Linked DNA regions of Homo sapiens: regions 1, 3, 4 and 5 are each linked to region 2. Evidence: chromatin contacts called from ENCODE Hi-C or POLR2A ChIA-PET data. All regions are on one chromosome and are shown on one strand. Each heading gives the region's core, a stretch centred on a gene start or an enhancer-like site at or near the end of the contact. The rest is flanking DNA. Distances are from core to core; before and after follow the strand shown.

Region 1 (3,996 bases), core at 1,350-3,849, 820 kb before region 2:
ACGCCTGTAATCCCAGCATTTGGGAGGCTGAGGCGGGAGGATCACCTGAGGTCAGGAGTTCATGACCAGTGTGGCCAACATGGTGAAACCCCATCTCTACTAAAAATACAAAATTAGCCACGTGTGGTGGCGGACACCTGTAATCCCAGCTACTTGGGAGGCTGAGGCAGGAGAATTGCTTGAATCTGGGAGGTAGAGGTTGCAGTGAGCCAAGATCACACCATTGCATGCCAGCCTGGGTGACAAGTGTAAAACTCCATCTCAAAATAAATAAATAAATACGTAAATAAATAAATTAATTAACCCTTTGCTTTTTGCCAACTTGGTGAACTCCTGAATGTGTCCCCTTTGCTATGCCTCCCTGGGATGCCCTTCCTTTCTCTTCTTTACTGGCCCTTCATGGCCCATTTCCAGGCCCTTCCCCTGAGTCCTGCAGGTGAAACTTCAGCTCCCTGCTGCATCCAGCCCCCTTCCCCATTTCTATAAAGTTATAGAACTTGGCTGGGCGCGGTGGCTCACGCCTGTAATCCCAGCACTTTGGGAGGCCGAGGTGGGCGGGTCACAAAGTCAGGAGTTCGAGACCAGCCTAGTCAATATAAACCCCATCTCTACTAAAAATACAAAAATTAGCAGGGCATGGTGGCAGACGCCTGTAGTCCCACCTACTTGGGAGGCTGAGACCACAAAATCGCTTGAATCTGGGAGGCGGAGGTTGCAGTGAGCCGAGATGGTGCCACTGCACTCCAGCCTCTGTGACAGAGGAGACTCCGTCTCAAAAAAACACAAAAAAACAGAAGAAGAAGAAAAAAAAAGAACTTGACAGCCAGAAAGATCCTCAAAGGCAACCTAGTACTTCAACGCATGGAGAAAAATGAGGAAGTAGTTGCATGCCCAAGATCACACAGACCTCAGAGGTTCAGCCAGCATCAGATCCTAGATTTGCACTCCTGCCACAATGCCAAACTGCCTGTGAAGTTCTGGATTTTCTAAAACAGGCAGTGTCAGGGAAAAGTCCCTCATACCTTGCTGTCACCCTGGACACGTTCTAGATACCCAACACTCTCCCACCTTTTTGCTGAACTCCTACTCATCTATCATGGCTCAGCTTAAACAAACGCCCTTTCACCCAAGACCCATTCTAAACCCTGAACATCCCCAAGATGGGAGTAAGCGATTCTCTGTGTTCTCACAGTTTCTTTGTATGTCCCTTATCAGGATATTATAAACCACAATTTAATCAGAATATTATAACCTTTTGCAATGAACAGTGAACATCATTCAGGTGGGCCTTTTTCTTCTTTAATTGAGCTTCTCTACCAATACATACAGGTGGGTCTTAAAGACAACCGTGCCTCCTGCCTCCAGCACAATAAAACTAATTGAATGGTGGGAGGGTGTTACTGCTCTTCATTCACTGAAATGAGTCATTCTCACTCTTACCCTGACACCACTCACCATCAGCAATGAAAGAGCCACTACTTCTAAGCTTCATCAGAGTTGGAGGTGGAGGTGACTCCACAGTCAGAGGTGGAGGTGTCAATTTCTATTTAGGAGAGAAGGCTGCAGATGGCAGAGGTTGTGGTAGGAGGGAAAGTCAGGAAACCTGCAGCAGAAGTGCCCGGGATGGAGGAATGAAGGCCCAGGTTCTAGGTCCCTTCTGGGCAGGTCTTGTGTTGGGCAGTGGAGACACGGAAAACAGTCAGACAGACACCACAAACCTCTGAGAGAGTCTGCCTGTAACCCAGACGAAGTCCTGATTCAGAGCCCAAACTTCCCCTTTTGAAAACAAAGATGACACCTGCTTTCCTTATTAAAGGGAGGGCAGCCATAAGCTTTGAGAAAACCTGCACAGGCCAAATATCAATTACTGTATCGTGCGTGACTCGCTGTTCCCTCTCGGGTCGTCTGCCCTTGTCTGGGCTTCACTTTCTCATCTGTAAAAAGACCTGACTGGCCTGCATAACCTCATGAGCCTGAACCCTGCCTCAGTTACTTCGCTTTGCACAGCCGAAGCCCGAAGCCCACCTTACCCCAGCTCGGCCCCAACCCAAAAGAACATGTCATGGTCTTACCTGTCGGCGGGGCGTAAGCCCGGGCTGGAGACGGGATGGTTGGCCCCGGACTCATAGAAGCGCTGGGGCCACCCGCCGGCCGATTCAGGAGACGGCGTCCCCCGTCCCGCAGCCGGAGGCAGCTCCTCCACATCGCGCCCGAGGGTCTGGGAAGATGCGAGACGCGAAACCTGGAGCAGGAAACACAGAGCGATGGGATCCCCAAAGCCGCACGGTCGGGCTGTACGGAAACCTCTCAACGCCTCCTCAGAGCCCTCAACCTCCCTTGGACGCCGCCATCTTCCGCATGACACCTACGGCGCGCCGTCGCCGCCGCGCGCCTCCTGCGCACACCCCCAGTCAATCAGCATCACAAACGCACCTCGCCCCGCCCCCTCCACGCCGCGCCTCGGCGAGGAGACTACAAGTCCCAGCGGGCCGCTCGCGCACCGCGCCACGTGTTTTCTCCTCCCGCCAATGGGCGGAAGCGCCGCCTGAGCCTGCTCCCGCCCCCCAGGCTCGCCTGAGCCAATCGGAAGGGGCGGGGTGTGTGTGTGTCTGTGTGTGTTTGTGTGTTGTGTGTCTGTGAGTGTCTGTGTGTGTGTATGTGTGCGCGAGGGCAAGTCGGGAGGGGGACCCAGCTCAGGACTGGGAGGCCCTGCTCGCAGGTCCCTGGGTCCCGGTGGCGGCCGGAGCGCTTGCTCCGCAGGCAGCGGGCGGGTGGTCGCCCCTCCCGCCCCCACCCCGCGCGTGCGCGCCCCGGCCTCTCCCTCCCCGCCACCCTCCTCGGCTCCCGCGCGGCGGCGGCGGTTCCTCTCCCACTCCCCCCAGCCCTGGCTCCGGGGGACCCCGCGATGCCGGTCCGCACCGAGTGTCCCCCGCCGGCCGGTGCCTCCGCTGCCTCCGCGGCCTCACTCATCCCGCCGCCGCCCATCAACACCCAGCAGCCCGGCGTGGCCACCAGCCTGCTCTACAGCGGCTCCAAGTTCCGCGGCCACCAGAAGAGCAAGGGGAACTCGTACGACGTAGAGGTGGTGCTGCAGGTGAGCGCCGGGCCGGGCCGGGGCCCGAGGGCCTCCTCGCGGCGCTCACGGGCCGTGCCCGCTTCGGCTCCTCGACCCCGCAGCCGCGGAACAGGCCCTCGCCGCCGGGGCCTCCTGCACCCGGCGCTTCCCACCCGGGACCTTCCCAGCCTGTGTCTCACACTCTCCGAGCCCCAGCCCTGACCTGCCCCTTCGGACCCAGAGCCCGTCGTGACCGGCTCCTGGCGGACCCCGAACACTCCCAGACTTGAAGCCCGTGACCGGCCCGTCTGGGATCCGGAAGCCCCTCATGACTCGGAGAAGGCCTGGGTCCTTCCTCCCCATGACCTGTCGTCCCTAGATCAGGGACTGCCACCAGCCCTTTTCAGACCCTGAAGAACTCTCCATTGGTTTCACCAGACTTGGGACCCTCCCCATGTCTGGGCCCACGTCAGATTCTCTCAGACCTGAGACATGTCCTCCTGCCCCTTCCTCAGTTCCAGGAATCCGCAGACCTTGGGGTCTTCCTCCTCCTGAGATCTCCTTAGGAGGGCTTCATCAGACCCCCAGACGGGGGAGCACCTAACCCGCAACTGATTGGTCAGGCCCTGGCCTCACCTCAAGACCAGGCACTCACTCCCTGAGTGCTGCTCACAGTCTGTTGGGATGTTGCCTCCTGGGTCCCCTGTTCCACTCACTGCTTCTGTCTCTTCATGGTCCAGGCACCCAGCTCCTTCCAGCTTCTCCACCCCCAGGCCTCCTGCCCCTGCTCTGGGACCATTTGCAGTCTTTTCCCAGTCTTCCTGGCCTCTATCCAGACTTCCCCACCCCATACCTTCGTCTTGCTCGATCCTGGTTCCAGGGGACCCTCTTTCCTGTTCTTAACTTTTCTCTACACAGGCACAGGGCTTCCTCTTAGTCTC
Region 2 (4,529 bases), core at 1,509-4,008:
CAGTTCGAGGCGGCAGTGAGCTATGATTGCACCACTGCACTCCAGCCTGGGCAACAGAGCAAGACTCTGTCTCTTAGAAAAGTTTTTTTTTTTCCAGTAATATTATTCTTGTATGGTGCAAACACTATATAATGCTGCGCTACTGCCCATTTTCTTTCCAGAAAGGATAAGGCACTCAATTTTCCAGACATTTCTTGAGTACCATACTTGTGCCAGGCCCTGGGAAACAGTGATCAGCAGGAGGGACGAAGAGCCCACCCTCATGGGGCTTACAGTGTACAGGGGCTGAGGTGGTGATATTTGTCAAATAACCACCCAAACACTTAATTAGAAATCGTGATAAGCCCAATGAAAGAAAAATACATGAAACAGTTTTATTTGGGAAGGGAGTGGTTTAGGGAAGACTCGAAAGTGACAATGGAGCTATCAAGTTCAAGAAGGAGTTAGTAGGGGAGGAGGCTGCAGGAAGAAGTGCACGCCTGGAGGCAGGAACAGCATGTGTCCCGGTAGTTCAGGGTGGCGGGCCCAGGCGGGTGAGAAAGGGCAATGGAGAAGGAAGGAGAGGAGACCGTGCAGACACTGCAAGTGCCAGAAACCCGATCCACACTGGCTTCAGAGGGTGGAGGGGAGGTTCTTCTTGGCTTCCATAATAGAAATGTCCAGGGACCTACCGACTTCAGATTCAGCGCAAACTCATCTGGGCCCGGTCTGTATCCCTCCCTCTCTTTTCTCTCAGCACTTTCCTCAGGCGGTTCCCCTCCTGGCATCCCAGCAGCTGCAGCATCAGCAGGAGAGAGTAAGCCTCTCCAGTCCCGGCGCAGGGATGGAGACGGTGTTTCGTGGGCTCCGATTGGCTCAGTAGCCTATCTTTGGAGCGAATCAGCGAGCGGAGAGGGATGAACTTCTCTGACTGGCCAGATCCAGTCACATGCCAACATGTGACGCGTGGAATCTACGCCAGCCACAGCAGAGAGGTGGGGGTTGTGACCGGAGTTAGATGCCAGCGCAGAAGGGACGTGAGCCCAGCCGAGGTACCGCTGAAGAGGAATCAATTTTGGTATGCAGATAATCACTGGGCTCATGGGTCTTGCTCTTTACAAAGAGGTATGTCCCTGTAAAGTTGTCAGGCAAAGGAAATGTTTCAAACGACTCCATTTCACGAAGTCTCACCTAATTTACAATTCGTTAGTTGAGATGCTTGTATTCTTCGTTTCTAAAATAAGACGTTGAACCATAAAGACTCTAGCTAGCTCTGCAACCTCTGATGAATATTTCATGCCTCATTATTGTGAAAAATCCAAAGCAGAATTGGAGAGAAGATGTGGTATAGGGATTAGGTAAGTGAAGACTGGTGCAAAGCCTCCTGGGTCGAAATTCTGTCCACTGCTTTGTCATTGGAAAAGTTATTTAACGTCGTCGTCTCAGTTCCCACAACTATTAAAATGGAGAGGATAACAACACCTACCTTATGCTCTTGTGAGGATTAAATAAGTTACCGTTAATATATGTAAAGCACTTAAAAGAGGACCATGTGTTTGCTATTATTATGTTATACATACAATAAAGAGTAAACATTACCTAAGTTATAAAGAACTTAGGCAATGGATACCAAAAGTACTAATTCCTTTATAATAAAAGAAAAAAAGGCGACAAGGCAAATAACGATAATAACTGATAATGGCTGGGCGCGATGGCTCACGCCTGTAACCCCAGGACTTTAGGAGGCGGAGGCGGGCGGATCACTTGAGGTCAGGAGTTTGAGAACAGCCTGGCCAACATGGTGAAACCCTGTCTCTACTAAAAATACAAAAAATTAGTCGGGCGTGGTGGCGCACACCTGTAATCCCAGCTACTCGGGAGGCTGAGACAGGAGAATCGCTTGAACCCGGGAGACGAAGTTTGCAGTGAGCTGAGATCGCGCCGATGCACTCTAGCCTGGACAACAGAGCGAAACTCCGTCTCAAAACAAAAAACTAACAAACGAACAAAAAACTGATCATTTATTATACACCCAGAACTGTGCTTTTAGCACAGTTTTGTTTTGTTTTGTTTTGTTTTTGAGATGGACTCTTGCTCTGTCACCCAGGCTGGAGAGCAGTGGCGCGATCTCGGCTCACTGCAACCTCTGCCTCCCGGGTTCAAGCGATTCTCCTGCCTCAGCCTCCTGAGTAGCTGGGATTACAGGCGCGCACCACCACGCCTGGCTAATTTTTTTTTTTTGTATTTTTAGTAGAGATGGGGGTTTCACCATGTTGGTCAGGCTGGTCTCGAACTCCTGACCTCGTGATCCGCCCGCCTCAGCCTCGCAAAGTGCTGGAATTACAGGCGTGAACCACCGCGTCTGGCCGTATTGTCTCATTTAATCCTCACAACAGTCTTATGGAATGGGTGCTGCTATCTTTGTTTTTCAGATGAGGAAACAAGCTCAGAGGGTTGAAATGACTTGTCCAAGGTTACAGGCCAGTGGAGGCTTGAACCCAGGTATTTGTAATTCCAAATGTCATACTCTGTCCACATTCATTCCTTGTAACCTGCCTGGGCTGTCACAGTTGGTGTGGGGCTAGCAGCTCCCCAGGGACCAAAACAGGCGCATCCCCGCCCACCGCCCCGCCCATCGTGCCAGCCCGACTCCACCCCTGTGGCTACACCCACTGCCCCGCGCCTTACCCACTGGTGGGCCACGCCCACAGCCCCCAGCTAGGTGCCTCCGCTGTCCGGGCTCTAGTCCCGCCCTCGCCCCTCCCCGCCCACCGGCCTCGCAGTCACCGCGGACGCCAATCTTGTGCATGGAGTCGCCATTTTGCTCCTAGAGAGGCCGCCAGGAGACCCGGCGCTTTCTTCCTTCTGCAGCTGAGGCTGCGGCGGGGCCGGGGCTGGGGTCGGGGCCAGGTAGGCGGGCGGGAGCCAGTGGCGAGCGGCAGCGAGGGCTGGCTGGCTCCGGCATTGCGGGGCGCAGGTGCAAGGGGCGGGGAGCCCGCGGCGCCGGCAGGCGGACGGGTCGGGGTCCCTGGGTGGTGGCTGCTTGGGGGCTCACTGGGGCGATCTCGCGCCCGCGGCCCTTCCATTTTTCCCTCCCTTCTTCCTCTCCCGCCAGGGGTCGGCGGGGGCGGGGGACGGGCGTCCGGTGCCTGGGCTCTCTCCTCTCCCTGAGGCGCCGCTGGGGAGTCGAACCCTGATGATGGGACCTGTGGTGAGCAGCCCTGAAAGCAAGCCCAGACCCAGCCATTCTCCGTCCCTAAGCTGACACGGAGCCCCTGATTTTAATTTACCTGGCTTTGCTAGTTACGAATATATCTCTCACCTCCTAAAGGATGATTTTATCCAACTCAGAACTCACCCCAGCAGAGATTGAGGGGGAACCGTGATGAAATTTTTAAGTATTCTGCTTGATGATAATAATTTTTCTCTTATGTTAATGTTGGCTCCGTTTGGGTGTTTAGCTTTTGAAAGGAGTATGAAAATGCGGAATGGGGCTTTGGGGCTTGAGGTGTGATCTCTAGTGTTTAAAAAATTTAATTGCACAAATAGAAATAATTCACCCACATTATTGAACCCCACTAAAGCATATCCTTTTTGTCCATATTCCTTTCCTGCTGCCCTCGTGTGTACCATTATTACTCAGTTGTGATTTGAGCTCGTTCCACTTAAAGTCATTCATAGATACTTTTGCGTCGTGTTGAATATTTATTGAATTTCTATTCTGTGTTTTACTTAATTACTTTATTATGGAACCTTTACACAGGTCTGGTGTACTTGTTCTTTGAAAAGTCTTATGTTGACCACCATCACTGAGCATATAGCTTTTTCCTTATTTCCTTGGGATAATTACCCGAAGTGGAAATACCGAATCAAACTTCTGTTTTCTTTCTTTGGCACTATTATATAAATTGTTTTCCAAACAAGGCATGTTTACAATAGACATTTTTCAAAATCTGGGTATTTGTCCTATTTTGCTCTCTGTATGCAGAATTCAGCGGGGTGCCAAGTCGTTTTCTGTGTGGGTTGAGAGACAGGCTGTGCAGCCCACTGTTGCATAGGACTAACTACTACAAATCATGCTGAGACCGAGCTATTTTTGCTGCTTAGAGGCTTTGCAGCCTTGAGTAAGTTTCTTCATCTGGAAACCTAGCTTCCCTGTCTAAAATGGGTCTCATTCTAGTGCTTGCTTCACTGGGTTGTCATAAGCATTGTGAACACTCAGATGTTAGGCATGAGTTAACATTGTGTTGGAGAGATAAGCAGAGCCTGGGATCATACAGGAGTGGAAGAGTAATTCGGTTTAGAATTTGCCCTTCAAATTCTCATCAATATTGATATTAAAAACAGATTTCCTTGGAGTGAGGCACATCACTAATAAACATACATAATAAGTTTTTTTATTTTTATTTTTTTTGCAGAGTCTTGCTCTGTCTCCCGGGCTGGAGAGCAGTGGCGCGATCTCAGCTCACTGCAACCTCTGCCTCCCGGGTTCAAGCGATTCTCCTGCCTCAGCCTCCTGAGTAGCTGGGATTACAGGCATGCGCCACCAC
Region 3 (4,387 bases), core at 1-2,500, 630 kb before region 2:
AGTCAGCTGAAACCAGGAAAGGGCTTTGAACAGCGCCTGCCCCGCAGTAGACACTTAGGGGCTTTACTGTCGTCATTCTCCCTCCTCTCACCTCCTCACTCACTCCTGGGCCCTCTTCCGGATCCAGCCCCAAATACGGGGAAGGGCTGAACACCGCCGGCCTGGCGTGGGTGGAGGGGGACAGCCAGGCCCCAAGGCTTGGCAGCCGCCTCGGGCTCAGAGGTCAGCTCCTGCTCCCTGGACACAGCTGGTGGGGTTGGGGCCTGTCCTACCTGCCCCACCTAAGCTTCTAGGACCTCCCGCAGCCCCAGCCCTGAGCCAGGCGGCCTATCCTCAGCCTGGAAGGAAAGGTTCAGCCTCGAGGCCATTGTCCAGATGAGAAAAGGCCTGGGAGGTGGGTGGGGACAGGCAGACGGCCCCTGAGAGTAGGGGCAGGGCTAAGCTTTGTTCAGACGCTGTTCTCTGCGGGGGGAGGTCCTTCCCCCATCTCCGTAAAGCTCCAATCCAACCCCAGAACAGTCCCAAATGCCACCTCCTGGGGATCCCGTCTCTTTCTTTGGCTAAGAAAGAATCCCCTGTGCTGTGACACAGAGCCTTTTGCGTTGGGTCCTGAAAGATGTGTAGGAGTTCCCCAGGGGCTGGGGGTGAGGAAAGAATTCCTGACTACAAAGCCAAGGCAAAAGCACGGCGGTGGGAGGTGCTCTGACAGAGCGGGGAACAGACGAAATGGAGTTCTGTGAAATTGGTAAAATATAAACTTGGCAATCACTTGACCAATGGTGTAGATGGGGAAACTGAGGCGCAGAGGGGCCAGGGAGTTGTTCCAGTCAGAGCTGTCTTGGCTTTCGGAACAGGGCTGCCCCATTACATGAGTGGGCACGTCGCTCGCTCTCTGGGAGGAGGAAAAAGTCTCCTCCAAGCCCGGGAACGTGCGCCAATCCCCCTCCAAAGCGCTTCCCCAGCCGCCCGCGCTGGAGCCCCGGCTCATGGACTACAAGTCCCGGCAGGCCCCGCGCCGCGGCGCATGCTAGGCGGGCGTCCCTTCGCGAGCCCGGCCGAGCCCGGGGGCCCAGTTCACCATTGTCTGGCCAACAGGGGCGGGGCGGGCGGCACGGCGGGCTCGCTCACTGGTCGGGCGGCGCGTCCGTCGCGCCCGGCGCCCACCCCCGTGCAGGCCCGGCCCCGCGCGCCCGCGCCCGGGCCGCCTGGCGCCCCGCCCGCGCCTTAGGACCCGCGGGGCCGCGCGGCGCATCCTGCGGGCGGCGGCGGCGGGCGAGGCGCCTGCAGCCGGGCGCAAGATGATGAAGTTTCGGTTCCGGCGGCAGGGCGCCGACCCGCAGCGCGAGAAGCTCAAGCAGGAGCTTTTCGCCTTCAACAAGGTGCGGCGGCGGCCCGGGCCCGGGCTCGGGCGGGAGGGGGCGGGACGGGGGCCTGGGCTGGGGGCCCGGGGTCGGAGCCACGTCGGGCCCGGGGGGCGGGGGCTGGCATGCAGCGCGGCGCGGGGCGGGGCCGGGCCGGGCCGCGCACCCCCTCGGCGGGCCCCGCTCTGGCTCGGACTCTGGGTGGGTCTGGGTCTCCGGCCGACTTTCCGTGTCTGCTCCCCGAGTCTCTGCGGGCCGCTCTGGCCCTGGCTCTGCCAGTCTGTGTGTGTGGGGGTCTGTCTCTGAGACTCTTTGCCTGTCTCTGGGTCTCTGTCCCTCTTTCTCCGCCGCTGACCGGCTGTCTCGCCCCAGTTGTGCCTGTGTGTGTGGTGGGGGTGTCTCTGCCTCTGCCCCTTCCTATCTCTGCCTGTCTCCCTTTATCTCTCTGCCTCTCATTTCTCTTGCTGCCTGTGCGTCTCTGAGTCTTCTTTGCCTGTCTCTCCCTGCGTGTCTCTCTCTCTGTCTCTGTGGAGTCTCTCGACCTCTGTCGCTCACTTCTGTCTCTTTATCCTTTTTCTTAGGGGCTCCATTGCGTCCCTGCTCGGCCCTTGGGACAGCCCTGGGGCCCGGTTTGTTTTGTGCTTTGGCACCCAGGAGGGTGAGAGAGTTAGTGGGGGCGAGGCAGCTGTGGGGGGTGCGGCTGGGAAATCCCTTCAAGGAGCCTCTCCTTCCTTCCCCCACTGCTCCAGGCTCTGCCTTGCCCTGCTCTGCCCTGCCCGGGGCTCCGAGTCCAGGGGACATGCCTGGCTGTGTACTACACTGCACTTCGCATCGTGGGGCCTCAGTTTCCCTAGCTGTGAAATGAGGCTACTTTTCTCCATACTGTGGGCCCTGGCTCCCTCTGCCACATGGGCCAGCTGTCCTGCCTTTCTGCACCAAGGTGGAGTGAGGTGGAGGCTTTTCCTTCCTTTCCCGGAGTGGGACACTAGGGGCCAGGGAAAGGGGCCGCCTCAGCCCCCGCCTCCCTCTGCACTGATGTTAGAGCAGGGCCTCAGCCCACTCCTGGCTCACTGCTCTGGGGACGTTGGTTTTGTCCTCATTCTTACCCCAGAGCCCACTGATGGCAGAGCCTCTCAGTGCTCTTCGAAATTAGAGTTATCTTCAAAATACAGGTGAGAAAATTGAGGTTCTGAGAGGGGTGACGGCTTGCCCGGAGTCAGAGTGAGCTGCACCAATATCTTTCTTGAGTTCTTGTGTCAGTGGGGTTGGATTTTAGCCTTGAGGGGCAGGGATTTTTCCAAGGGGCTGCTGTGGTCCTGGGCCAGTGTTGTGCCAGGCGCCCTGGGCTGCCTTGAGGAGACACTTGTCTTGGAGGAGGCTCTGGGACGGCTGGACCTGGAGTAGTGGAGGCACTGGGATGTCTCAGGGTTTCCCTGCCTAGGTCTGCAGTGATTGCCGATGAGAGCTGCCAGGACCCTCACACGGTGGCTGAGAACCTGCTAGGAACCTGAGAGGGGCCCAGAAGGGAAGCTGGTGCTCCGTGGTCCCCAGATGGCACCTATTTTCTGTGCCGGGGAGGCTGTGAGGGTGAGGTGAGAGGAGAATGGCCCTTCAGGGAAAGGCAGCAACAGGCACAGGGCTAAATGTCACTTTTTTTTTTTTGAAATGGGGTCTCACTCTCACCCAGGCTGGAGTGCAGTGGCACAATCACAGTCCACTGCAGCCTCACAACTCCCTGGCTCAGGTGATCCTCCCATCTCAGCCTCCTGAAGCTGGGACTACAGGCTCGTGTCACCATGCCCGGCTAGTTTTTGTATTTTTTGTAGAGATGGGGTTTCACCATGTTGCCCAGGCTGGTCTCGAACTCCTGGGTTCAAGCTATCTATCCATCCATGTTGGCTTCCCAAAGTGCTAGGATTACAGACATGAGCTGCCATGCCTGGCCTAAATGTCATTTCTTCAGCCAGTGAATTGGGGTGTGCAGTGGGGGCTGGAGACAGATGGGGGTGAAGCTCAGCCCACTCTGGCTAGCCTTGGGGTGGCGGAAAGTAAGGGCCCTCCGCTGAGGATGAAGCGTGGGCAGCAGTGGTGGAAAGTGGGGTGGTCTTGGGGAAGGGACTTAGTCACCTAAGTGGGTAATAGGTGATCGCTAGGGAATAGGCCCCTGATTCCTGAGCTTAGGGGGTGGGAGACAGGTCAGGAGTGAGCAGGGACTTTGGACTCTGAGTCTTGGGTTCAAATCCCAGTCCAGCCCACACATCGCCTGTGGAATGTGCCTTCTCTGTTAATACTGAGCCCCACTGTGTGTGAGGTCTCCAAGGTGCTGGGGACAACAGTAGTTACCAAAAAGGACAAATACCTGTTAACTCAGGTGGCTGATATAGTTGTGCAGGAGACAGTGAAAAGCCAAAACAAAAAAGTAAAATAGACTGTAGTTGGGATGGTAGCCAGTGCTGTGGATCAAATAAAGTAGGGCGAGGGGGTGAGAGGTGTGGCCAGGGCGGCTGCTGCAGCCAGGGTGGCCTTGGGAGGCTTCTCTGAGGAGATTACTCCTGAGCGACAGGAAGTGCTGGAGGAAGTGCGTTCCAGGCAGAGGGGCAGTAGGTGCAAAGGCCCTGAGGCACAAGCCTCCCTTAGCTGGGAGCCCCAGGAGGATCCTGAGCAGGGGAGGGACAAGGATCTGGCTGTGGCTTTCATAGGATCCCTCTGGCCTCTGTGGGAACAGACTGTAGTGAGTACCAATCCAGGCACGTGACGGTGGGGCCTGGAGCAGGGAGGGAGGTGACTTCTGTGTGTTTTGAAACTGAGTTGATGGGGCTCAGAAATGGACTGGACGTGGGGTATGAGGGAAGCAGATGCTGGACAGTGCATGTAACCTCCTTTCCTCGTTTGTAAAATGGGAAGGCTGTGGGGATTTGCGATGCAGTGTCCCGTCTCTGGACCCTGGTTGTAGCGAGGGACTGGCTAGACAAGGTCAGGTGCAGCAAGGGCGTGGTATTATTGGTGGGAGAGAGAAGCCCCAGCCA
Region 4 (4,439 bases), core at 1,500-3,999, 770 kb before region 2:
TCACGAGGTCAGGAGATTGAGACCATCCTGGCTAACATGGTGAAACCCCATCTCTACTAAAAATACAAAAAATTAGCCGGGCATGGTGGCAGGCGCCTGTAGTCCCAGCAACTCAGGAGGCTGAGGCAGGAGAATCGCTCGAACCCGGGAGGCGGAGGTTTGCAGTGAGCCGAGATTGTGCCACTGCACTCCAGCCTGGGCGACGGAGTGAGACTGCGTCTCAAAAAAAGAAAAAAAGATAGCCAGGCGCGGTGGCTCACGCCTGTAATCCCAGCACTTTGGGAGGCCAAGGCGGACGGATCACGAGGTCAGGAGATCGACACCATCCTGGCTAGCACGGTGAAACCCCGTCTCTACTAAAAATACAAAAAATTAGCCGGGTGTGGTGGCGGGCGCCTGTAGTCCCAGCTACTCGGGAGGCTGAGGCAGGAGAATGGCGTGAACCCGGGAGATGGAGCTTGCAGTGAGCCAAGATCGCGCCACTGCACTCCAGCCTGGGCAACAGAGAGAGACTCCGTCTCAAAAAAAAAAAAAAAGAAAAAAATATATAAATTTAAATAAAATAAAAATTTCAACCAGAATCTGGACAAGTTCCACACACGTAACATTTTTTCATTTAGAACAATCTCCCTACTTACCCCCTGGCCACTGTCATTGACAATTTTGATGAACCAAGGCCAATTGCCTTATAAAATGTTCCACTTTCTACATTTATCTGATGTTTCCTCATGCCTAAACTCAGTTACAGTATTTTTGGCAAGAATTCTACATAAGAGATGCTGTCAGCCAGATGAGGTGGCTCATGCCTGTAATCCTAGCACCTTGGGAGGCCGAGGTGGGAGGACTGCTTGAGACCAGGAGTTCAGGAGCAGCCTGGGCAACATAGTGAAACCCCATCTCTACAAAAAAAAATTTTTTTTAATTAGCCAGGCATGATGGTTCGGGCCTATAGTCACAATTACTCAGGAGGCTGAGGTGGGAGGATCACTTGAGCCTGGAAGGTTGAGGTTGCAGTGAGCTGTAGTCACGCCACTGCACTCTAGCCTAGGCAATAGAGGGAGAGCCTGTCTAAGAAAAAATGTCACGAGATGCTGTCTACTTTACACTGCTTCGTATCAGGAGGCATCTGATGGTAGGTGATCCTGAGTTGGAGTACTGCGTTAAGGTGGTATGGGGGGCAGGTGCAGTGGCTCATGCCTGTAATCTCAGAACTCTGGGAGGCCAAGGCTGGCAGATTCCTTGAGCTCAGAAGTTCAAGACCAGACTGGGCAACAATGGTGAAACTCCATCTCTACAACATAATACAAAAATCAGCCAGGCGCGGTGGCTGATTTTCTCCCAGACTGAGGAGGGAGGATCACCTGAGCCTGGGAGGTCGAGGCTGCAGTGAGCTGTGATCACGCCACTGCACACCAGCCTGGGTGATCAAGTGAGACCCTGTCTCAAAAAAAAAAAAAAAAAAAAAAAGGTGGTATGGGGATCCACTTTTTTTTTCTTGAGACAGGTTCTCGCTCTGTTGCCCATGCTGGAGTGCAGTGGCAGCATCTTGGGGATCCATTTTGAACCTCTTCAAGCTTGTCCCACCTGAGGTCTGCAGCCACATGTGGCCCAGGACCACTTTGAATGTGGCCAAACACAAATTCGTAAACTTTCTTAAAACATTATGAAATTTAGGCAGGGCACAGCGGCTCACGCCTGTAATCCCAGCACTTTGTGAGGCTGAGGCAGGCAGATCACTTGAGGTCAGGAGTTCGTGACCAGCCTGGCCAACATGGTGAAACCTCGTCTCTACTAAAAATACAAAAATTAGCCGAGTGTGGTGGCACGCGCCTGTAATCCCAACTACTTGGGAGGCTGAGGCAGGAGAATCACTTGAACCCAGGAGTCGGAGGTTGCGGTGAGCCAAGATCACACCACTGAACTACAGCCTGGATGACAAAGTGAGACTCCGTCTCAAAAAAACAAAACTAAAACAAAGAAAAAAAAACTGAGGTTTTTTGTTTGTTTGTTTTTTGAGATGGAGTTTCGCTCTTGTTGCCCAGGCTGGAGTGCAATGGCGCGCAATCTCCACTCACCGCAACCTCCGCCTCCCGGGTTCAAGCAATTCTCCTGCCTCAGCCTTCCCAGTAGCTGGGATTATAGGCGCGCGCCACCACGCCCGGCTAATTTTGTATTTTTAGTAGACATGGGTTTCTCCATGTTGGTCAGGCTGGTCTCGAACTCCCAACCTCAGGTGATCCGCCCGTCTCGGCCTTCCAAAGTGCTGGGATTACAGGCGTGAGCCACCGCGCCCGGCCAAAACATTGAGGGTTTTTTTGGCGATTTTTTTTTAAGCTCATCAGCTATCGTTAGTGTTGGTGTATTTTACGTGTGGCCCAAGACAATTCTTCCAATGTGGCCCAGAGAAGCCAAAAGATTGGACACCTCCATTTATAGTATAAAATGAAAGCCACTAGGCTTTCGGCTCAGCCCCTTTTCCTTACACTGCCAGTCAGCTGCGCTCAGGGACCCGCAGTTCAGAGTTCAACACGGGCAGATTCCCTCTCTTCCTTGCTTGCTCCTGCCAGCCGCAGCCGTGGGCCAGTACAGCATGGCCCGGCCCCGCCCCGGCTCTTTCCAGAGGTCCGCAGCCTGGCCGGCCCAGCGGGCGGAACCGATAGTGTCTGGCACTTGGCTCGCCCGGACTCTGAATCCTGGAGCACCAGGCGCCCACGAGAACGCTGTTCTCTTTGGCTTCCGGGCGCACGCTACTCTGTCGCCGCCGTCAGACCGGAATTGCCGGTGCCGCCGCCACCGCTGTCTGTGCGCCCACCTCTGCTGCTACCATGGGGATCTTAGAGAAGATCTCGGAGATCGAGAAGGAGATCGCTCGGACACAGAAGAACAAGGGTGAGGGCCGGCCGGGCGGGGCCTTCCTTTCTGCCTGCCTCAGTTTTCCTGTCTGTAAAATGGGGGAACAACTCCAGCAGTAATGCTGGGGCAAGATCCGAGGCCGCGGAGAAGTTGCCAGACAAGTGCCGAGGCCGCCCTGCGCGCCCAAGGCAGGGCCAGGCGGGAGCGGGTCTCACGCCCAGGTCTGACTGCAAACGTACCCCAAGAGATCTGGTCAGTCCCAGACCGTGTGCCCGAGTAGAGTAGTCCCAGCTCACAGAGCAAGCATCTGACCCAGAGAGAGGCGGAGCTGGGGTTCAAACCTCAGTCTCCTGATGGCTGGGCCTGGGGCCTGGGTCTACTCTGTTGTTTTGGGAAGTGCAAGAGGAGACCTCTCAGGAACAGCCTCACCCAGCAGCTGAGAGCCCATTGGAGCAAGGGAATCAGGACTCTGGAGTCTGGAAGGCCTGGGTTTGAGCCCCAGGTCCACCACGTACCTTCTGTAAAACATTGGAAAGTCACTTCATTTCTTGGAGTCTCAGTGTCCTCATCTGTAAATGGGGTAATACTCCCCTGCTCCATCTTAGTACACAGCTGAGTTAAATTAGATGGCCTTTACAAAGCACTGGGCACATGGTGAGCACTCAGTATTTAAAGTAAACACCCCAACATAGATAATACATAATGAAGCCTCAAATCTGGACTTTAGAATGTAAGGGCTGGAGGAGCTCACAGAAGAGAGGTGAGGAGAGAACGATGACACCAGGACAAAGTGGGACTTGAGCTGGTTGTTGGAAGGGTATCCCAGGTGGGGGCCACTGCTGAGACAAAGACATGGGAGTGAGCATGGTATGTTCATGGGACAGTGAGAACAATCTAGATCAGAAGGGGGTTATGGAAGAGTAATGGGAGATGCAATTGGCCAGGCTAGTGGCTAGCCATTCAGGCTTGTGGGAGCAGGAAGCAAGCAACACTAGATAGCTGGTCCCAGTGTCTGCCCTCCCTTGGTTCCATTTAGGTTTGAAGGCCAAGGAGTTGAGGGCCCTCTATGACTCATTCCTTCTGTAAATCTTTTTTGTTTGTTTGTTTGAGACAGTCTTGTTCTGTCACCCAGGCTAGAGTGCAGTGGTGCCATCTGGGCTCACTGCAACCTCTGCCTCCCAGGTTCAAGCGATTCTCCTGCCTCAGCCTCCAAATAGCTGGGATTACAGGCACGTGCCACCACACCCGGCTAATTTTTGTATTTTTTTAGTAGAGAGGGGGTTTTGCCATGTCGTCCAGGCTGGTCTCAAACTCCTGACCTCAGGTGATCCACCCGCCTCGGCCTCCCAAAGTGCTGGGATTACAGGCATGAGCCACCGTGCCTGGCCGATCTTTCCTGAGCCTTTACTATGTGCTAGGCACTGTGGTTAAAGCAGTGAACACAGCAGGCATATCCCAGCCCTTGGATCTGATCTTCTAGTTGACGGTCTGAAAACTAGAAATCAAATAAATAAGATAATGTCAGCCAGCAATATGTGCTATGAAGACAAACCAGGGTGATACAGCAGAATATTGGGGGTGGGGAG
Region 5 (4,209 bases), core at 1,648-4,147, 540 kb before region 2:
CTGTGTCCTAAGATGGGGATTCTCTACTGCACCGTCAAGACTGTGGTGTCAAATTCCACAGGAAGACCTGCACCACTGTCACCTTCACAAAGGTTAACTTTCTGGTAGACAAAGGAGCTCTGGCTAAGCTGGTGGGACAAATTACAACGACATATGAGATCTGCTGTCACTGGGGAGGCAATGCCCTGGGTCCAAAATCTGTAGCTTGCATTACCAACCTAGAAAAGGCAAAGGCTAAAGAATTTGCCACTAAACTGGGTTAAGTACACACTGTTGTGTTTTCTGTACATAAAAATAAAAATTCTCTTTCCAAGAAAAGTCTTTCCTTTTGGCTGGAACTGCCATCTTGGAGTAATTTGCCAAAATGACGAACACAAAGGAAAAGAGGACGAGGCATCTGATGTATGTTCTCCTGGCCTTATAGAAAACATGGAGTTCGAGCTGGGCACGGTGGCTCACGCCTGTAACCCTAACACTTTGGGAGGCTAAGGCGGGTGGCTCACCTGAAGTCAGGAGTTCAAGACCATCCTGGCCAACACAGTGAAACTACTAAAAATACAAAAAATTAGCTGGGCATGGTGACAGGCACCTGTAATCCCAGCTACTAGGGAGGCTGAGGCAGGAGAATCGCTTGAACCCGGGAGGCGGAGGTTGCAGTGAGCTGAGATCACACCATTGCACTCCAGGCTGGGCAACAAGAGCAAAGCTCCATCTCAAAACAAACAAACAAAACAAAACAAAAATATGGAGTTTCTCTGGCCACAGACACCAGAATCTACAATGAAGGTGATATTGAGGACTTCGTGAGAATGCATACTGTTCAAAAGGGAATGACCCACAAATGTTACATGGCAGAACTGGAAAAGTCTATGTTACCCAGCATGCTGTTGGCACTGCTGCGAACAAGGGCTAGATTCTTGCCCAAAGAATTAATGTTTCTATTGAGCATATTAAGCACTCTAAGAACCAAGATCTTTCCTGAAATGTGTGAAGGAAAATGATCAAAAAAGAAGCAAGTCAAAGAGAAAGGGTTCACCTGAAGTGCCAGCCTGTTCCATTGAGGGAAGTACACTTTGTGAGAACCAATGGAAAAGAGCCTGAGCCGCTGGAACCTATTCCCTATGGATTCATGGTATGATAGGGTAAAAATAGATAAATACAAGACCTCTGGATTGCTTAAAAAAAAAAAAAAAAAAGGGAGAGAGAGAGAATGAATTCAGCAGAGCCTTGAAGGATAAGAAGTTAGGCGTAGGAGAACCATTTTTCAATGTCTACTTCATTGTCTAGAAGTAGACAAACCTTGGGGCTGGTCACCAGGACTTCTAGCACTGGAAACAGGTAAAGCTGTCAGCCAGCATTCACACAACCCTGGCTCCACTCCCACTATCCTTGATCTGGAAACAGGTCTTAGGACCCTGGGAACTAAAGAAAAATGAGCAGGGAACTTCCACCCATGCTCTTAGAAAAGTTCTCCAGAAAACCATTTCAGGATCTACTTTTGTTATCTGAGATATTTTCCTGGACAGCTCTTTATGTCTCCCGTGGCACCTCCTTTATGAAACTTTTTCTTATCCTCCCTTGCGTTTGTGCCTCCCGTGTGTGTAGAACACATTCTTACCACTTACCTCTCTCAGAATCAGTTCATTCGGGTAGGAACAGGGCTGACTTCAAATCTAATCCCCAAACCTTACCGTGTTGCTGTAAGTGTGCACTGTGAGGCTGGAAAGTCACAAGGGCTGTAGAATGCAGTGGCTGTGGCACAGGATGGGGAGGGCTAGGTTGGCTGGGGAACGATCGGGCAGGGCTTGAATGCCAAGTTAAGGGAATCTGGTCAGTAGTTCCCAAATGAATTTCTGAATCTCTAGGGAAAAACAGTAAAATACACACTTCCCCAGCCTCACACAAGACCCGAAGGGCAGCCAGCGCCCGAGGCGATTCCGAGAATCAGACAAGTTTGGGAACCTGCTAAGCGCAAGCAAAACAAAAGGTTTCCACGCAAATGAGTGAGATGTATCAACTACGTTTTAAAATGCACTCCAGTCCGAGAGCAGACAGGAGGCCACTGCAATAATCCAGACGAGGGGCAGTGAGGCCTGAGAAATGGGAGATAATCGCCTTCATCTCGATTCTTGGCGCCCACCACGCTGTCCCGCTCGGTGGGCCTCCCTTAAGGCACGCAGCTGATCGGAACGCGCTTTCTTACCCGCCTCATGCGACCGTTTGACAGCAGGTCGGCGATCCCCTTGGCCGCGTCGTTTTTTTCGGCCACACAGAGGACTTTCCGCACGCCTCGGAGGGCCATCTCCATGGCGGCGCGGGAAAAGGCACGGTCTTCGGGCCGTCGCAGCCACCGGAGCGCGTAGCGGGCGACAGGAAAGATCATCCTCAGACCTCGCGCCCGGAGCCGCTCCCCGGCTGCCGGCGCATCCTGGGGAAGCCAGAGATGAGGCTCAAATGGCGCCCACCGAAAGGGAACCAGAGCCTCGCTTCGGTCACGTCCCCACCAGCCTGCTGGCCTTTGGAGCTTCAGTCACTGAGCCTTTCCCGTGCCGCAGCCGCCGCCTCAGCACCGAATCCAGTATCTTGGCGTGGAACTTCCGCCCGCCTTCTCCAGCTACTTCCGCCAGGCGCGCGCCCCACAGCGACCTGGAACTACAACTCCCAGACTGTCCCGCGCCCCTCGTCCAAGCACGTTCCCCTCTGCCACCTTCCCGCCGCCCCCGTCTCACTCCGCCCCTCTTTCCCCTCCTTCCCGGCAGTGGTTGGTTAATCGGACTCCTTCTTGCGGGGAGCCGCCAGACACTCCCATCCAAGGCCTCTTTCTCATGACTTTTTAATCTCCTGCTCGGAAGTCTACGAGGACGCTTCCGGGTCACGCGGCGCGGACACCAGGAGTCATGTGATGTCAAGATGGCGGCGCCGCGGTAGCAGGATCCGGGTTGTGGCGTCCTAGGAGCCGCGACGGTTTCTGCCCTCGGGCAGTGAGGGGCAGCAGCGCTTGGCTGACCCCTGCGGCGTCCCGTAGCCTCGCGTTAAGCCTTGTTCAGAGCGGGGGCTTTTGCTGTCGCAGTGGGTTCCGGAGAGTGCAGGTGATTTCGCAGCAGGTTTCTTGTGCTGGCCGCGCTCGCCGGACGAAGAAGAGAAGGGCAGTTGGGCCTGCGGCCTTGGCGTTCATGAGGCCTCAGAGAGCTCCGGAGGAGCTACAACTGTGAGGGGGCTGCTAGAGTTCTTCTCCTCGGGTGTGTGAGAAGCAGCCTAGGACCCCGGGTTCGGGGAGTCGCAAAGAAGGCCGTAAGGGCTTCACTTCCTTCTCCGGAGGCCTGCCTTCTGCGCGTCGATTAACACCGCATTCTTTCCCACTTCCTCTCAATGTTTTCTTCATATATCTGGAAATATGATCAGCGCCCCTGACGTAGTGGCCTTCACCAAAGAGGAAGAGTATGAAGAAGAGCCTTACAATGAGCCGGCCCTGCCTGAGGAGTACTCGGTGCCGCTCTTCCCCTTCGCCAGTCAGGGTGCTAACCCCTGGTCAAAACTGTCCGGGGCCAAGTTTTCGAGGGACTTCATTCTTATTTCCGAGTTCTCTGAGCAGGTGGGACCCCAACCCTTACTGACCATCCCCAATGACACCAAAGTTTTTGGCACTTTTGATCTCAATTACTTCTCCCTGCGTATCATGTCTGTGGATTACCAGGCTTCCTTCGTGGGCCATCCTCCTGGATCTGCCTACCCCAAGCTGAACTTCGTGGAGGACTCCAAGGTGGTGCTGGGAGATTCTAAGGAGGGCGCCTTTGCATACGTGCACCACCTTACCCTATACGACCTGGAGGCCCGTGGCTTCGTGAGGCCGTTTTGCATGGCTTATATCTCTGCAGACCAGCATAAAATCATGCAGCAGTTCCAGGAGCTTTCAGCCGAATTTTCCAGAGCTTCTGAGTGCTTGAAGACTGGCAACAGGAAGGCATTTGCTGGGGAACTTGAAAAAAAGCTGAAAGACTTGGATTACACCAGGACAGTGCTACACACAGAAACGGAGATCCAGAAGAAAGCCAACGACAAAGGCTTTTACTCATCTCAGGCAATTGAGAAAGCCAATGAACTGGCCAGTGTGGAGAAGTCCATCATTGAACATCAAGACCTGCTGAAGCAGATCCGCTCATACCCTCATCGGAAGTTGAAGGGGCATGATTTGTGTCCTGGTGAGATGGA

The links. A loop is a pair of places that touch in the nucleus more often than their neighbours do. ChIA-PET counts read pairs that join two places held with the same protein, here RNA polymerase II (POLR2A). Pooled maps may share reads with other maps.
Region 1: a loop to region 2 is called in a map of naive thymus-derived CD4-positive, alpha-beta T cell, with 9 times the contacts of the local background. The contact joins the promoter of GID4 here to the promoter of PRPSAP2 in region 2. A Hi-C loop is called at or near these places in 1 of 168 maps with a recorded cell type or tissue (naive thymus-derived CD4-positive, alpha-beta T cell), 1 of 37 single-sample maps with no recorded cell type and 9 of 50 pooled maps. POLR2A ChIA-PET finds 5 or more read pairs at or near these places in 2 of 52 experiments (BJ and GM10248).
Region 3: a pooled map shows a loop between it and region 2 (12-fold over the local background). The contact joins the promoter of LLGL1 here to the promoter of PRPSAP2 in region 2. A Hi-C loop is called at or near these places in 7 of 50 pooled maps. POLR2A ChIA-PET finds 5 or more read pairs at or near these places in 2 of 52 experiments (HEK293 and T-cell).
Region 4: a pooled map shows a loop between it and region 2 (6-fold over the local background). The contact joins the promoter of DRG2 here to the promoter of PRPSAP2 in region 2. A Hi-C loop is called at or near these places in 6 of 50 pooled maps. POLR2A ChIA-PET finds 5 or more read pairs at or near these places in 5 of 52 experiments (BJ, K562, MCF 10A and 2 more).
Region 5: a loop to region 2 is called in a map of naive thymus-derived CD4-positive, alpha-beta T cell, with 7 times the contacts of the local background. The contact joins the promoter of SMCR8 here to the promoter of PRPSAP2 in region 2. A Hi-C loop is called at or near these places in 1 of 168 maps with a recorded cell type or tissue (naive thymus-derived CD4-positive, alpha-beta T cell), 2 of 37 single-sample maps with no recorded cell type and 11 of 50 pooled maps. POLR2A ChIA-PET finds 5 or more read pairs at or near these places in 1 of 52 experiments (PC-9).

The regions. Positions count from the first base shown.
Region 1 is chr17:18,036,809-18,040,804 of GRCh38, forward strand. GID4 (GID complex subunit 4 homolog) reads left to right here and starts at 2,600. Exons shown (of 6, transcript NM_024052.5): 1 at 2,600-3,094. The coding sequence starts at 2,657. ATPAF2 (ATP synthase mitochondrial F1 complex assembly factor 2) reads right to left here and starts at 2,360. Exons shown (of 8, transcript NM_145691.4): 1 at 2,073-2,360. The coding sequence starts at 2,205. RefSeq lists enhancers at 2,019-2,088, 2,099-2,148, 2,289-2,398, 3,549-3,608 and silencers at 2,509-2,598, 2,609-3,198.
Region 2 is chr17:18,855,373-18,859,901 of GRCh38, forward strand. PRPSAP2 (phosphoribosyl pyrophosphate synthetase associated protein 2) reads left to right here and starts at 2,759. Exons shown (of 12, transcript NM_002767.4): 1 at 2,759-2,889. RefSeq lists enhancers at 610-1,110, 629-678, 699-758, 2,538-3,110 and a silencer at 2,857-3,216.
Region 3 is chr17:18,224,385-18,228,771 of GRCh38, forward strand. LLGL1 (LLGL scribble cell polarity complex component 1) reads left to right here and starts at 1,251. Exons shown (of 23, transcript NM_004140.4): 1 at 1,251-1,379. The coding sequence starts at 1,299. RefSeq lists silencers at 913-1,392, 1,543-1,712.
Region 4 is chr17:18,085,199-18,089,637 of GRCh38, forward strand. It overlaps DRG2 (developmentally regulated GTP binding protein 2), which reads left to right and starts at 2,750. Exons shown (of 13, transcript NM_001388.5): 1 at 2,750-2,889. The coding sequence starts at 2,826. RefSeq lists enhancers at 2,408-2,567, 2,633-3,134, 2,758-3,077, 3,128-3,177, 3,135-3,634.
Region 5 is chr17:18,312,396-18,316,604 of GRCh38, forward strand. It overlaps SMCR8 (SMCR8-C9orf72 complex subunit), which reads left to right and starts at 2,898. Exons shown (of 2, transcript NM_144775.3): 1 at 2,898-4,209. The coding sequence starts at 3,395. It overlaps TOP3A (DNA topoisomerase III alpha), which reads right to left and starts at 2,599. Exons shown (of 19, transcript NM_004618.5): 1 at 2,204-2,599. The coding sequence starts at 2,383. It also overlaps the pseudogene RPL7AP65 and the pseudogene RPL21P121. RefSeq lists enhancers at 1,648-2,171, 2,119-2,208, 2,219-2,568, 2,696-3,219, 2,909-2,958 and a silencer at 2,719-2,768.